3 separate regions of the Homo sapiens genome follow, and regions 1 and 2 are each linked to region 3. A link is a contact called in ENCODE Hi-C or POLR2A ChIA-PET data. All regions are on one chromosome and are shown on one strand. Each heading gives the region's core, a stretch centred on a gene start or an enhancer-like site at or near the end of the contact. The rest is flanking DNA. Distances are from core to core; before and after follow the strand shown. Region 1 has its middle 46 kb from the start of DIPK2A. Region 2 has its middle 57 kb from the start of DIPK2A. Region 3 overlaps LOC105374140 (a long non-coding RNA gene).

The links. Hi-C counts contacts between places; a loop is a spot of excess contacts on that map. ChIA-PET counts read pairs that join two places held with the same protein, here RNA polymerase II (POLR2A). Pooled maps may share reads with other maps.
Region 1: a pooled map shows a loop between it and region 3 (4-fold over the local background). The contact joins two enhancer-like sites. A Hi-C loop is called at or near these places in 1 of 37 single-sample maps with no recorded cell type and 2 of 50 pooled maps. POLR2A ChIA-PET finds 5 or more read pairs at or near these places in 1 of 52 experiments (activated CD4-positive, alpha-beta T cell).
Region 2: a map with no recorded cell type shows a loop between it and region 3 (8-fold over the local background). The contact joins two enhancer-like sites. A Hi-C loop is called at or near these places in 16 of 37 single-sample maps with no recorded cell type and 4 of 50 pooled maps.

What each region holds. Positions count from the first base shown.
Region 1 is chr3:143,923,410-143,927,798 of GRCh38, forward strand. No RefSeq gene overlaps it. Among named protein-coding and RNA genes, the nearest start is that of DIPK2A, 46 kb to the right of the region's middle. Within about 2 kb of position 1,307, at least 2 of the 41 ENCODE cell types and tissues checked have a DNase peak (open chromatin) inside an H3K27ac peak, as active enhancers do.
Region 2 is chr3:144,026,100-144,030,726 of GRCh38, forward strand. No RefSeq gene overlaps it. Among named protein-coding and RNA genes, the nearest start is that of DIPK2A, 57 kb to the left of the region's middle. Within about 2 kb of position 2,817, at least 3 of the 41 ENCODE cell types and tissues checked have a DNase peak (open chromatin) inside an H3K27ac peak, as active enhancers do.
Region 3 is chr3:144,293,653-144,298,113 of GRCh38, forward strand. All of the region lies in intron 2 of LOC105374140 (a long non-coding RNA gene), which reads left to right. Among named protein-coding and RNA genes, the nearest start is that of DIPK2A, 320 kb to the left of the region's middle. Within about 2 kb of position 1,744, at least 2 of the 41 ENCODE cell types and tissues checked have a DNase peak (open chromatin) inside an H3K27ac peak, as active enhancers do.

The DNA of each region.
Region 1 (4,389 bases), core at 57-2,556, 370 kb before region 3:
TGCAGAAGATGGCAGAGCCTTGCTCCAAAATCCTAGAGGCTTCTGCTATGATTCACCTATGAGGGCCTGCCAAAGACTCCAAACAGGATCCCTATCTGCCACTCACACTTCAAGCATCACTGGATTTGCTGGGTCATATGGCCCAAGTGGCAGAGCAGCTTGCACAGCAGCCTGGACCTGTTGCAGAGCCTTCTGTTGTTCTGGACCCCACTCAAAACTGGCAGCCTTTTGGGTCAGTTGATAAATGGGCTGGAATAACACACCCAAATGAGGAATGTGTTGCCTCCAATATCCAAATAGGCCCACTAGTTGTTGTGCCTCTTTCTTGGTTATAGGAGGGGCCAAATGCAGCAACTTATCTTTCACCTCAGAAGGAACATCTCTGCAGGCCCCACACCACTGGACCCCTAGAAATTTTACTGAGGTAGAAAGTCCCTGAATTTTAGTTGGATTTATTTCCCATCCTCTGGCACACAAATGTCTCACCAATAAGTCCAATGTATTTGCTACTTCTTGCTCACTGGATCTAATCAGCATAATGTCATCAATGTAATGGACCAGTGTGATATCCTGCAGAAGTGAAAAGTGCTCAAGGTCTCTCCGAATAAGATTATGACACAAAAAGAGTTGATATACACCTGAGGCAGGACAGTAAAGGTATATTGCTGGCCTTGCCAGCTGAAGGCACATTGCTTATGCTTATGGACAGGAATGGAGAAAAAGGCATTTGCTAAGTCAATGGCTGCCTACCAGCTACCAGGAGATATGTAAATTTGCCCAAGCAATGAAACCATATCTGGTACAGCAGCTGCAATTGGAGTCACCACTTGGTTAAGCTTATGATAAATCCACTATCATTCTCCAAGATCCATTTGTTTTTTGCACAGGCCAAATGGCAGAGTTGAATGGGGATGTGGTGTGAATCACCACCCCTGAGTCTTTCAAGTCCTTAAAGGTGGCGCTAATCTCCGCAATCCCTTATGGATGCGATATTGTATTTGACGTACTATTTTTCTAGGTAGAGGCAGCCCCAATGGCTTCCATTTGGCCTCTCCCACCATAGTAGCCCTAACTCTACCAGTCAGCCAATGTGGGGCTTCTGCCAGCTGCTAAATATGTCTATGTCAATTACGCATTCTGGCACCGGGGATATGACCATAGGATGTGTCCAGGTACCTGCTGGACCCACTGTAAGTCGGACCTGAGCCAAATTCCTCAGAGCGATATCACCAAAAATCCATTCTCATCATGGAGATGAAATAGAAAGCATGTTTGGTATCACACGGCCTTCTCTCTATGAAGAGCTCTTCAGTTTCATTTCAACTTTCATGAAGGAAATTCTATACCTGTGGGAATCCACTTCAAAAACAACAGACTAAAAAAGAAAGAAGAAAAATGAAATCCATTATACCAATGGTAGCTTCTCTCTTCTGTTTTGCTCTGTTTCTTCAATTTGTAAAATTCATGCCAAAGACCATTAGGGAACATAATTTGAATTGCTTCATTCCAAAGTTAAAGGGTTGAGAGAAAAAAAAAAGAGAAAAACTGCCGCAAAATGGAAACAGGCCTTCTTTCATTTTCTAACACATGAAATTGACTCTCACTTTCATTTCTGAAGTTGTATTAAGCTTTTTCCTCAAATTAAATTATAAATACTTGTATCTGACGCTAAAAAGGAACATGCACGAGTGGTTATCTAGAAATGCCATGTTTCCTGCCCACATTCACATACACACACAGGCACAGTGGTGTGTTTGGCTGTGAAAGCCATGCTTTGGACCACACATCCAGCACCGTTGCAGTGGTCAAGTGGGCACCCCAGGGTCTATGAGTCTACTCTGTGCCAAGGATCATTTTGGTTATTTACATATAGTAAATAACCAACTTTCAAATGTGGGAGGACAGAACAATGGTACAGACTTCTGGCCACAGAAGCTTTGGGATCTACTCCCTGTATTTAAATGCTTCTTTCTGTGACTGTTTCCCATACCAATGTTGCATACCAAGTATGAGTACCTAGGAGTACTCTTCTTCTCACCCTTGCTCTTACTGAATATATAAAAATTGGACTGACCTAAAATGTTAATGCTGAAAAGCTGAGGTGGCCCTCACTGACAGCCAGCAGCCTTTGTGTGTTGGTATTGGTAAGTTGGCCAGAACTGGCATCTATAGTCATAATTCCTATAATCGTATACTCTATACACTCAATATTTTCCTCAAGCAATTCATTATATTTCAGCTGCCTGTGGGCTCTGCACACTGCTAAGATGTCAAATATCACCAGAAAACTTATGAATATTATAATGAACAGCCAGATGCCATCTGAACCAGTCTCACCTGATGAGGAAAGTTCTATACTTCTATCTCTAAAGAGTGTCAACCACCCCTTCTTCAATGCTATAGTGTCAGGAATTTTGCTGCTTTGTGAAAGAAACTACTATGTTGTTACATGGCTCTGAACAAGGATGTTTCTATTTGTTTCTTTTGTTTTCTACACTGAGCTAAAATCTGTCCTATAACATCTAGGCTCTCCTCTCGTTCCACCATCCTGGATAGAATCCAATAAGTGAGTCTGCTGATGAAAACTTGCGCAGAGAAAGTAGTTCTCAAAGTGTGCCTCTCAGAGGGTACACCACCTCTCCCTAAAGTCATCTCTCTCCTCTCTCTGGATACAGCATCCCCATCTGCTCTTCACATTGAGATCCTATGTGAGATTTCATTTTCAGAATGGGCTCTTGTGTTCCATTCAAAGAGACCCCTGCCTAATCCCATAAGGCACACAGAGACTGTCCCACCCTGGGCAACCTGTGGACACATGCTGTGAGTGCTCACTCTTCAGGAAGACTGATGTGGTAAGCTTAACCTGGTCTATTCCCACAAGCTAACTTACATAAATTAAATCAAGAGAAAGAGAACAAAAGCGTAAGATGCTTTATAGCTTCCTTTTTGTTGGGTAATTGACCTTCCATGCGTGTGACTTTGTAAATCTGACAGAGAGTAAAGGAAGCTGGCCTGTCATTGCCCAAGATGAGAACAGGAAAGTAGGGCATGAAGTCCTCATTTTCAGTTATCCATTTTGCTTATAAAGAGACAGCTCACCTCAAGGGGAAAGAAAAAGTGACCAGGTTGTGTTGCAGAGTCTGACCATGGATGACTCTCTTTGAGTATCTCCTTCCTAAGAAGGGTTTTTGTTCATTCTTGAAATACATAAAGTAAGATCTCACCTGTCAGGGCTGAGAAACCAGTACAGGTAATATCTGTTACCTCAGTTTTTCTTGAGTAGAAAATGAAGCAACTTTATTCAGAAACTTGACTAATAACTATCTCTTGGCATTTTGAATGTTTTATTCACTACTGTATAAAAAGAATCTATTCATTTAGTTAAGGCCTGGAAGAAAATAAAGTCTTCTATTCTGCTAATATATTCTAGAAGAAGGAGAAGAAGAAAAAGCATGAGAAGAGGAGAAGTAGGGGGAAGAAGAGAAGGAAAAAGATGGAGAAAGCAGACAGGGAAGGCGAGGGACAGGGGATTGGAAAAGAAGGGAAAATTTCCAGCTCTTTGGATCTGACGGCTAAACCACTTCAGTTGCCTATTAGGGGTGAGTGGTCTGTTTGACTGTAGCCCTGCCTAGATAATGAGCAAATAACAATATTACTCATATCTACCCTTCGTGTCTCATGATGTCTGCTACATTCTGGGGCTTCACTATCCTTGGGATGGGTCCCTCTAGGCTTTGTAGCCTTCCACTGTGGGATTTCTTAGAGGGTCTCAGTGAGGAAGTAAGCCAGGGCCTGATCTCTATGTGTCCTCAGCCAGACCTCAAAGCTGGATCTCACTTCTTTTTCTTGACCCTTTAGCTAAACTCAATCTCTTGGCACCACTTGGCTCAGAATCTAATATGGTGCCCCCTAGTATTATTAAGAACTACACTAATCAGCCTGGCTCCTCTTGGGCCAGAACTCCCTGCATCTCCCTGGTATAATAAAAATAAATGCTGCTCCTCTGTGCCTGGGTTCAGATTTGCTGACATGACTGCCAGCCCTTCTAAGCCAGGAGTTCAAGACACACAGTTGTTATGCATTAAATATGTCCCTCCCAAATTCATAGGTTGAATTCCTAACCCCTATGTGACAGTGACTGTATTTGGAGATAAGTCCTTTATAAAACTAAGGTTAAATAAAGTGATACATAAGGATCTATCCTGATCCAGTAGAGTTAGTTTCCTTAAAAGATGAGACAGAGAAATTTTCTTGCTCTCTCCCCATGACGTGAGGACACGGTAAGAAGGCGACCATCTGCAGGCCAGAAAGAATTCTCACTAGAGACTGAAGCTGCCAGATCCTGATCTTTGACTTTCCAGCTTCCAGGACTATGAGAAAATAATTTTC
Region 2 (4,627 bases), core at 1,567-4,066, 270 kb before region 3:
CTGGTACCAAAACAGAGATATAGACCAATGGAACAGAACAGAGCCCTCAGAAATAATACCACAGATCTACAACCATCTGATCTTTGACAAACCTGAGAAAAACAAGAAATGGGGAAAGGATTCCCTATTTAATAAATGGTGCTGGGAAAACTGGCAGCTATATATAGAAAGCTGAAACTGGATCCCTTCCTTACAAAATTAATTCAAAATTATACAAAAATTAATTCAAGATGGATTAAAGACTTAAATGTTAGACCTAAAACCATAAAAATCCTAGAAAAAAACCTAGACAATACCATTCAGGCACAGGCATGGGCAAGGATTTCATGTCTAAAACACCAAAAGCAATGGCAACAAAAGCCAAAATTGACAAATGGGATCTAATTAAACTAAAGAGCCTCTGCACAGCAAAAGAAACTACCATCAAAGTGAACAGGCAACCTACAGAATGGGAGAAAATTTTTGCAGTCTACTCATCTGACAAAGGGCTAATATCCAGAATCTACAAAGAACTCAAACAAATTTACAAGAATAAAACAACCCCATGAAAAAGTGGGCAAAGGATGTGAACAGACACTTCTCAAAAGAAGACATTTATGCAGCCAAAAGACACATGAAAAAATGCTCGTCATCACTGGCCATCAGAGAAATGCAAATCAAAACCACAATGAGATACCATCTCACACCAGTTAGAATGGCAATCATTAAAAAGTCAGGAAACAATAGGTGCTGGAGAGGGTGTGGAGAAATAGGAACACTTTTATTCTGTTGACAGGACTGTAAACTGGTTCAACCATTGTGGAAGACAGTGTGGCGATTCCTTAGGGATCTAGGACTAGAAATACCATTTGACCCAGCCATCCCATTACTGGGTATATAACCAAAGGGTTATAAATCATGCTACTATAACATATGTTTATTGTGGCACTATTCACAACAGCAAAGACTTGGAACAAAACCAAATGTCCATCAATGATAGACTGGATTAATAAAATGTGGCACATATACATCATGGAATACTATGCAGCCATAAAAAATGAGTTCATATCCTTTGTAGGGACATGGATGAAGCTGGAAACCATCATTCTCAGCAAACTATCGCAAGGACAAAAAACCAGACACCGCATGTTCTCACTCATAGGTGGGAATTGAACAATGAGAACACTTGGACACAGGGTGGGGAACATCACACACTGGGGCCTGTCGTGGTGTGTAGGGAGTGGGGAGGGACAGCATTAGGGGCTATACCTAATGTAAATGACGAGTTAATGGGTGCAGCACACCAACATGGCACATGTATACATATGTAACAAACCTGCACGTTGTGTATATGTACCCTAGAACTTAAAGTATAAAAAAAAATTTTTTTTTTTTTTTTTTTTTAGAGACAGGATCTTGCAATGTTGTGCAGTTAGGTCTCAAACTCCTAGCCCCAATTGATCCCCCACCTCAGCCTTCCAAAGTTCTGGGATTTCAGATGTAAGCCACCTGCCCTGGTCTATTGCTGTTCTTTATCTTGGGTTCTTAGGTAACCCAGCAATCTCACTTCTAAGAATCTACCTCAAAGATTCACAGGTAAAAAGTTAAAAGACATGTACATGCTATTTATTGCAAGATTATGTGCAGTAAATGACTAGGAAAAAATGGCAATGTCCATCAACTGGGACTGATTGACAGAACTATATTATATTCATACAAAAAATCCTGTTCAATTGTTTAAGGAAAGGAGGAATACCTGTGTGTACTTCTGTGTAGCAATCTTTGGGATATATTGTTCACTTAAAAAAAACATAATGCAGACAAAGCCATGCTTAATATCAGCTATTTATACAAGAAAGCAGCGTGAAAATAATCTTTCCTCCTTCATTCATTCAACAAATATACATTTATTTGTATCACTAATGACATAGTACATGTATTTTACACCAATGACATTCTTATCAGATTCCCATTAGGAAGATTTATAAGTGAAATTCAAAGACTTGGTGTTATCTTTGATTTTTCTTTTTTTCCTTGCCAGCCCTTTTATAAGTTGAATCCATAGGCAAAAATTCTGTCAATCCTATATGCGAAATACATTCCAAATCCTGTGACTTCTCACCATCTTCTCAACTATCCTCCCACCTGTTATCTCTCGTCTAAGTATAGCAAAACCTGTTTTCCACTTCTTATGTCCACTCTTGCATCATGAAAGCCTATTCTCTATAGAAGAGTCAACATGGTCATTTTAATCCAACTTCTTAAAATCTCCAATGGTTACATAACCCATTTAGAATAAAATCTAAACTCCTGACTATGGCCTATGAGACTTGCTCTGAGTCCTCTTATTCTATCACTTATATCTTTATTAACTATAATTAGGCTACAAAATCTGGTCCTGCAATCTGGCAAGCTATCTTGCTCAGAAACTTTGCTGTTCCCTCTGCTTAGAATTCTCTCCTCTTAGATCTTCACTGGATTGATTCCTTATCATTCCCATATTGCTTAAATGTCCTTTCCTCAGCAGGGCTTCTCTAACCACCTTATATTAAATATCCTTGATCTTTTTTCAGTTCTGCTGAGTCCCTTTTCTGTTTTTTTTTTTTCCAGACTGATTTTTCCGTCTCTGAAGTGATGCTAAATTACTAAATTATATTTGTCTCCCTAACTAGAAGGTATGCTTCTGGAGAGCCAACAGGGTCTTTCTCTTGCTGATCACCAAACTCCTGGTCCCTAGCATGTGATAGAAACTCAGTAAATATTTGCTGAGAGAATGAATGTATCTTTATAAAATGAGACTGAGTAACTTACAGATGCTAAATGGGGAAGTGGGAAAGGGGAAATGGAGTGAAAGTGAGAAGTGGTACTGCCACGTAAATTTTCACAGCTGAGAGTAATAGTGAACATCATTGTGTTGTTTTACATCACCACCATCTGGATTTGCCAGAAATATTGCTCTCTGGAGCCCATGTCATTTTTCCTGTGTTTACGGAATGCTCCCAGGGTGTGTGTGTGTGTGTGTGTGTGTGTGTGTGTGCGTGCATGTGCATGCATGAGCATGTGTGTGTAGGCAGGCTTCTCCAATAGACATGAAGAATAAAGGACTGACAGTTTTTAGTACTGCTGCTTCCCTTTCCACCAGTAAGATGTTAGTGGCTAAACCCAGTACTCCATTCATTAACACCACAGAGGCTCAGCAACAGGAGATGGGCAGAGTGGTGCTGGGTCCAGTTTTGGGCCCAACAGCAGGGTCTGAGAGCTGGTTGAATGGCCTGTGTGACTTGTAACTCATTCCATGCTTCATCGTTCCATGTCAACAATGGTCCAGGCAGTATGCCCTCAGGTACTACTGAGTGTCCCCCAACTTCTTAACAACTTTTTTTTTTTTTTTGACAGAGTCTCACTCTGTACCCAGGCTGGAGTGCAGTGGTGTGATCTCGGCTCACTGCAACCTCCATTTCCTGGGTTAAAGTGATTCTTGTGCCTCAGTCTCCCAAGTAGCTCGTACCACCACACCAGGCTAATTTTTGTGTTTTACGTAGAGACGAGGTTTCTCCATGTTACCCAGGCTGGTCTCGAACTCTTGGCCTCAAGTGCTCTACCTGTGTCAGCCTCCCAAAGTGCTGGAATTACAGTCGTGATTTACCATGCCCAGCCTTTATCAACTTTTATTCCTCTTATTCTGATATTATATCCATGAGGAAATTGTGGAAATGTATCTCTATCTGTCTATCTATCTGTCTATCTATCTATCCATCCATCCATCTATCACCTATCTAGATATGTATCTATCTACCTATATATCTATCTATGATTCCTATATCTATCTATGTCTATCTACCTAATCTATCTAATAGGTTGATGATATAGGCATAAGGCCTATCTAGACAGATAGAGAGATAGATGATAGATAGATAGATAGATAGATAGATAGATAGATAGATAGAAAGATATATAGATAGAGGGATAAGGCACGTATTTGGGACTTTAATAAAAGAAGCACTCCGAATCTTAAAGATTATGGTGTTTAGACACAAACTCTGAATATCAGTGTGATCACTTCATTCTTTCTAGCTGAGTGGTTGTATCACATGCAAGATCAAAATGCTGTGACCTAAACTGTTTTCTTCTCTGCTGCATTGGAGAATTTTCCACGCCCCTGCTCCTCACCTCGCTCCTTTCCTTTCTCCACACCTGTTGTAGCTTATGTCAACAGGAGTACTTAAATGCAACTAGTTATAAGTCTCATTTTATTTGAGAGACTGTTCACATTTGATATCAAAAAAATACAAAATGTTTTGATATGTTACATAAAAGTCACCATGACTAGGCCCAAATGAAAATTTCATATACAAATTTTGCAATAGCAATAATTATTATTATATTTTCAATCACAATTACCCTGAAAATAACTCTGAATATTTTTATGTAAATAATGAGCTCAAAAAAATCAAGGAAGTCATGCATTTGAAATCCCAAACACATTTGATCAGATCGTATTTGCTTTAAAACGTTTTTTAAAATAAAATTCATATAGTATTTTTATCTAGATTTCAGTGGAGTGGAAAAAAATATATTCCTAAGTGTTCTACAAAAGTTATTGAATTAAGGCCCAGATACCTGCTTTTTTGAAAACAATTAAAAAATA
Region 3 (4,461 bases), core at 494-2,993:
TGTCTCTAATAGATTTTCTACTTGTAAACTTATTTGTATTTGAAAGTCTTACCAAGTTCAAATTCTTCTGCCACAACACATCATCTGAAGAATTTAGATTCCCATTAGATTATATTAAAAGTTAAAAATTTAACTGTTGGCATGAAATAGTGATTCAGCTATTAGACTTTGTATTTACCATGAACTGGAAAAGCCTACTGTGCTTCATTTGGAATAACCCCTCTCTGAACTGCAGTCAGAAAGTGCCACCAGGCAAAAACCTCATTCTTTTTTCTTCTCTCAGGAATAACATTCCTACCTTGTATGTTTTCTAATATCTGTAGGATTATTTGGTATAATTTTGTCTAAATTTTTAGTTGGTTTTGGTGGGAAGCAAGCTGATTTGAATTACTACCTTGTGGCCAGAGTGGAAATCTAACAGATATATTCCTTAAGTAAAATGTAGACAAACTTTATCACAATACTGTTCATTTCATTCATGTTTAGTGGATAGCTATTGTATTTGGGCACTTGTTAGGAGTTCTTGGTGCAGGTTCTATTATATTGTATACAAAATGAAAACATTCTCATAGTTCTAGATTATTCATTTTACTATTTTTATCAGAAAAGATCTTAAAAGAAAGATTACAGCTAATTTTTACATAAAGAAAAAACTCAGCATCAATTAAATATTAATATAAGTTGAAATAATCTGTTGTATACTCATCAATATTTAATCAAGATTAACCCAACTAATAGGTAGAGCTTAGGTAGTTATATAAGGGTGCATTTTTCAGCTCACTTATGCTAATGATGTCTTTGGGTTGGTGTTATTATTAATATTTAATCTTTTTTACATTAAAATGGAGACATTTATTGATTTGTTTTTAAGATAGTAAGCAGCATTAAAGAAAGTACAGCTTAAAATAGTTAAAATGACCCAAAAATTTTAATGACAATTTTACATTTATGGCTAAATGAAAATGAATAGTTTTTAATAATTAATTCACTTAAAAATGTTTGCTTAATAATTCATCAAAATTAAACAGATACAAGGCTAACTGGGATCTGGGAACCTTGTAAAATAAAGTAATGCCCCTTTATCCTTCTCGAAAAAGTTGTGATCCTAATAAAACAGTGGTTTTGTTCTTCCCACACAGGCCACCTTTCCATTCTGTCACTTCTCAGTGACAATGTGTCAATTCTCAGTATTACTGGTTTGTGTGAATTCAAATTTTGGTTCCACTAAAAATATTTTCAATAGACAGTCAGAGAAATATGACCTATTTACCTTCTACTTAGAGAGGGGAAATATGACCTATTTACCCTCTACTTAGAGAGGGTAAATATGACCTATTTATCATCTACTCAGAATCAGTATCGTAACATATTTTGGTGAGGTCAAATGTTCTCACATAATTATAAATATTAAAAGGTAAAATTTTTAATATTTCAACTTTAAGAGACATTACATTAAAGCCCTTCTATGGATAAGAATAACCAATCACACACAAAAAAAATCAAACACAAATAATTTATGCTTCAAAGACAATTCTTTTAGAGTACATTCTTTTTCCCTACATTAGAAGTTATAGATGATAGAGTCTTCTCTGAGAACCTGTACAGGGCCAATCATAAGAAAAACAGTTTTCTTAGGCTGGCATCTTTCCTGCAGTAAGACCACTTGTTTGTGATGAGAACAAATGTGGTTGACAAAAGTGACAGGTCCTGACTAATAACTAAAGCAAGGAAGTTTCATTTTAACTGACAACTCAGAATATTTATACTGCAGTTTCTTGTGAGATTTAATCATGAACTGACAAAAATTTAGCCTCTGCCAGTGTAACCTAAGGAATCTGACATTTGAAAGAATCTAACTGATAAGTTCAATATCTCACTATTTAAAATGATCCCCTATCTTAATTCAGATCCTGTGAATGTCAGTCTTTAGACCCCCTTGTCTTATTTTCCCCAACCAACTGCTTTCGTTAAATTTTGCTTTAACCTTATGCTTGCTGTTTTTATAAAGGGTGGTCTGAATGGAATTTTTGTGTTTTCTAATCACATAATTGAAGCGATGTGTTCTGATGTGCCTTCTGCGTGTTTTCATGTCATAAATTCCTGCTTGAGTTTAGTTCCAGGAAGTAACAAAGACTGTAGAGACAAATCTGTGTACTTTTGTTTGTTAGATAATGAAAAGAATGTGGTTCAACATGTTATTCTTTGTGTTCTAACTGGCAGAAAATTTGGGGCTCAGTTCAGTGTCCAACCAAACTGTCACCCATTGCAAGAAAAGAGTAATATCTACTTGCCTTTGGCCCATTTGTATGATTAAAACTATGTTGTATTCCTAATTGGTCTGCCACTGCAGTCTTCATTTTTGACATCATCTCATTTTTTTTTTTCTTAAATCAAGCTATCCATTTGTAAGCTACTAATTTCTTTCAGTCATTTTCCCCATAAACTTTTTGTAAAGCATCAGTGATTTCACCATTCTTCCACCCAAGATTCACTATAAATTTGGTGATTTCTCTTACTTCAACTTTAGTAAAATTCATAATGTTCTGATAAGAGCTTTTTTCAAATTGATGTCTTATTCTTGTTAGTACTCCAAACTAGATCCTGTTATAATATGGTAATATTAGCTGGGTGCGGTGGTTCACACCAGTAATCCCAGCACTTTGTAGGACCAAGGTGGGTGGATCACTTGAGCCCAGGAGTCCGAGACCAGCCTGGGTAACATTGCTAAACCCCATGTCTATAAAAAAATACAAAAATAAGCCAGGCCTGGTAGTGCATGTATGTAGTCCTAGCTACTTGGGAGGCCGAGGTGGGAGGATCACCTGAACCTGGATAGTTTAGGCTGCAGTGAGCCGTGATCATGCCACTGTACTGCAGCCCGGATGACAGTGAGAGAGACTTAGTCTCAAAGAAATGAAAATAGAAAAATAAAAACATGTTAATACAAGTTTATTTTGGTGCAAAAATATTTTGATGCAAACAATTTTGAAGTCCATGTATAGTTTTTTCATAATATACATTTTTCATGAACTTTTTGAAGACTCCTTGTGTATGTGTATGTGTATGTGTTTGTGTATGTGTGTGTGTGTGTGTATTTGATTCCAAATATTGGCTACCATAAATGCTGCAAGGAATCTGGAAGTGCAGATACCCTTTATATACTCACTTTATTTTCAGTGGAAATATACTCAGAAATGAGATTGTTAGGTCTTATGATAGTTTCATTTTTAATTTTTTCAAAAACATTCACACTGTTTTCCATAATGGTTATTCTAATTTACATTCTCACCAGCAATATATGCAATATATAAGGGCTTTCTTTTCTCCATCTCCTTGCCAAACTTGTTACTTTTTGTCATATTGATAGTTGCTATTTTAACAGGTGTGAAATGAAAATTCATTGTGGTTTTAAATTGTATTTCCCTAATTACTAATGATCTTGGGCATTTTTTCATATACCTGTTGGCTCTTTGTCTTTTGAGAAATTTGTCTTTAGATTCTTTGCCCATTTTTAAATCAGATTATTTGTTTTCTTATCATTGAGTTGTTTGCATTATTTGTATATTTTGGATATTAACTCCTTATCAGATGTTTGACTTGCAAATATTTTCTCTTACTCTGTAGGTTGTCTCTTCATTCTGTTTATTATTTCCTTTGCTGTGCAGAATTGTTTTTGTTTGAAGCAATCCCATTTTTTAAGTTTTATTTTTGTTGCCAATGTGTTTGGAGACATACCCCCAAAAATCATTACCCAGAACAATGTCAAGAATCTTTTCCCCTGTTTTCTTCTAGTAGTTTTACAGTTACAGGACTTACATATAGCTATCCAGTCATCTCAGCATCAGTTAAGTTTTTAACACATTTTGAGTTGATTTTTGTATATGGTGTTATATAAGGGTCAAATTTTATTTGTCTACATATAGCTATCCAGCCATCTCAGCATCATTTATTGAAGAAACTTTCTCATTGTGTGTTCTTCACCCCGTTGTCAAAGATCAATTAGCTGTAAATGCCTAGATTTATTTACAGGCTCTCTATTCCACCTGTTGGTCCACATGTGTGTTTTTTATGCCAGTAACATGCTGTTTTGGTTACTATTGCTTTGTGTACTATATTTTGAAGTCAGGTAGTGAGAAGCCTCTAGCTTTGTTCTTTTTATTAAAGATTGCATTAGCAATTCAGGGTATTTTGTGATTCCACACAAATTTTAGGATTTTTTTCTACTTTTGATATTGGTATTTTGATAGGGATTGCACTGAATCTGTAGATCACTTTGGGAATTATGAACATTTTAACGATATTAATTCTTCCAATACATGAACATAGGATATCTTTCAACTTGTTTGTATCCTCTTCAATTTATTTTATCAGTGTTTTGTATTTTGTATTGTAAAGATTTTCACCTTCTGGTAAAGTATATTCCTAAGTATTTTATTTTTTTGATAGCTATTGTAAATGGCA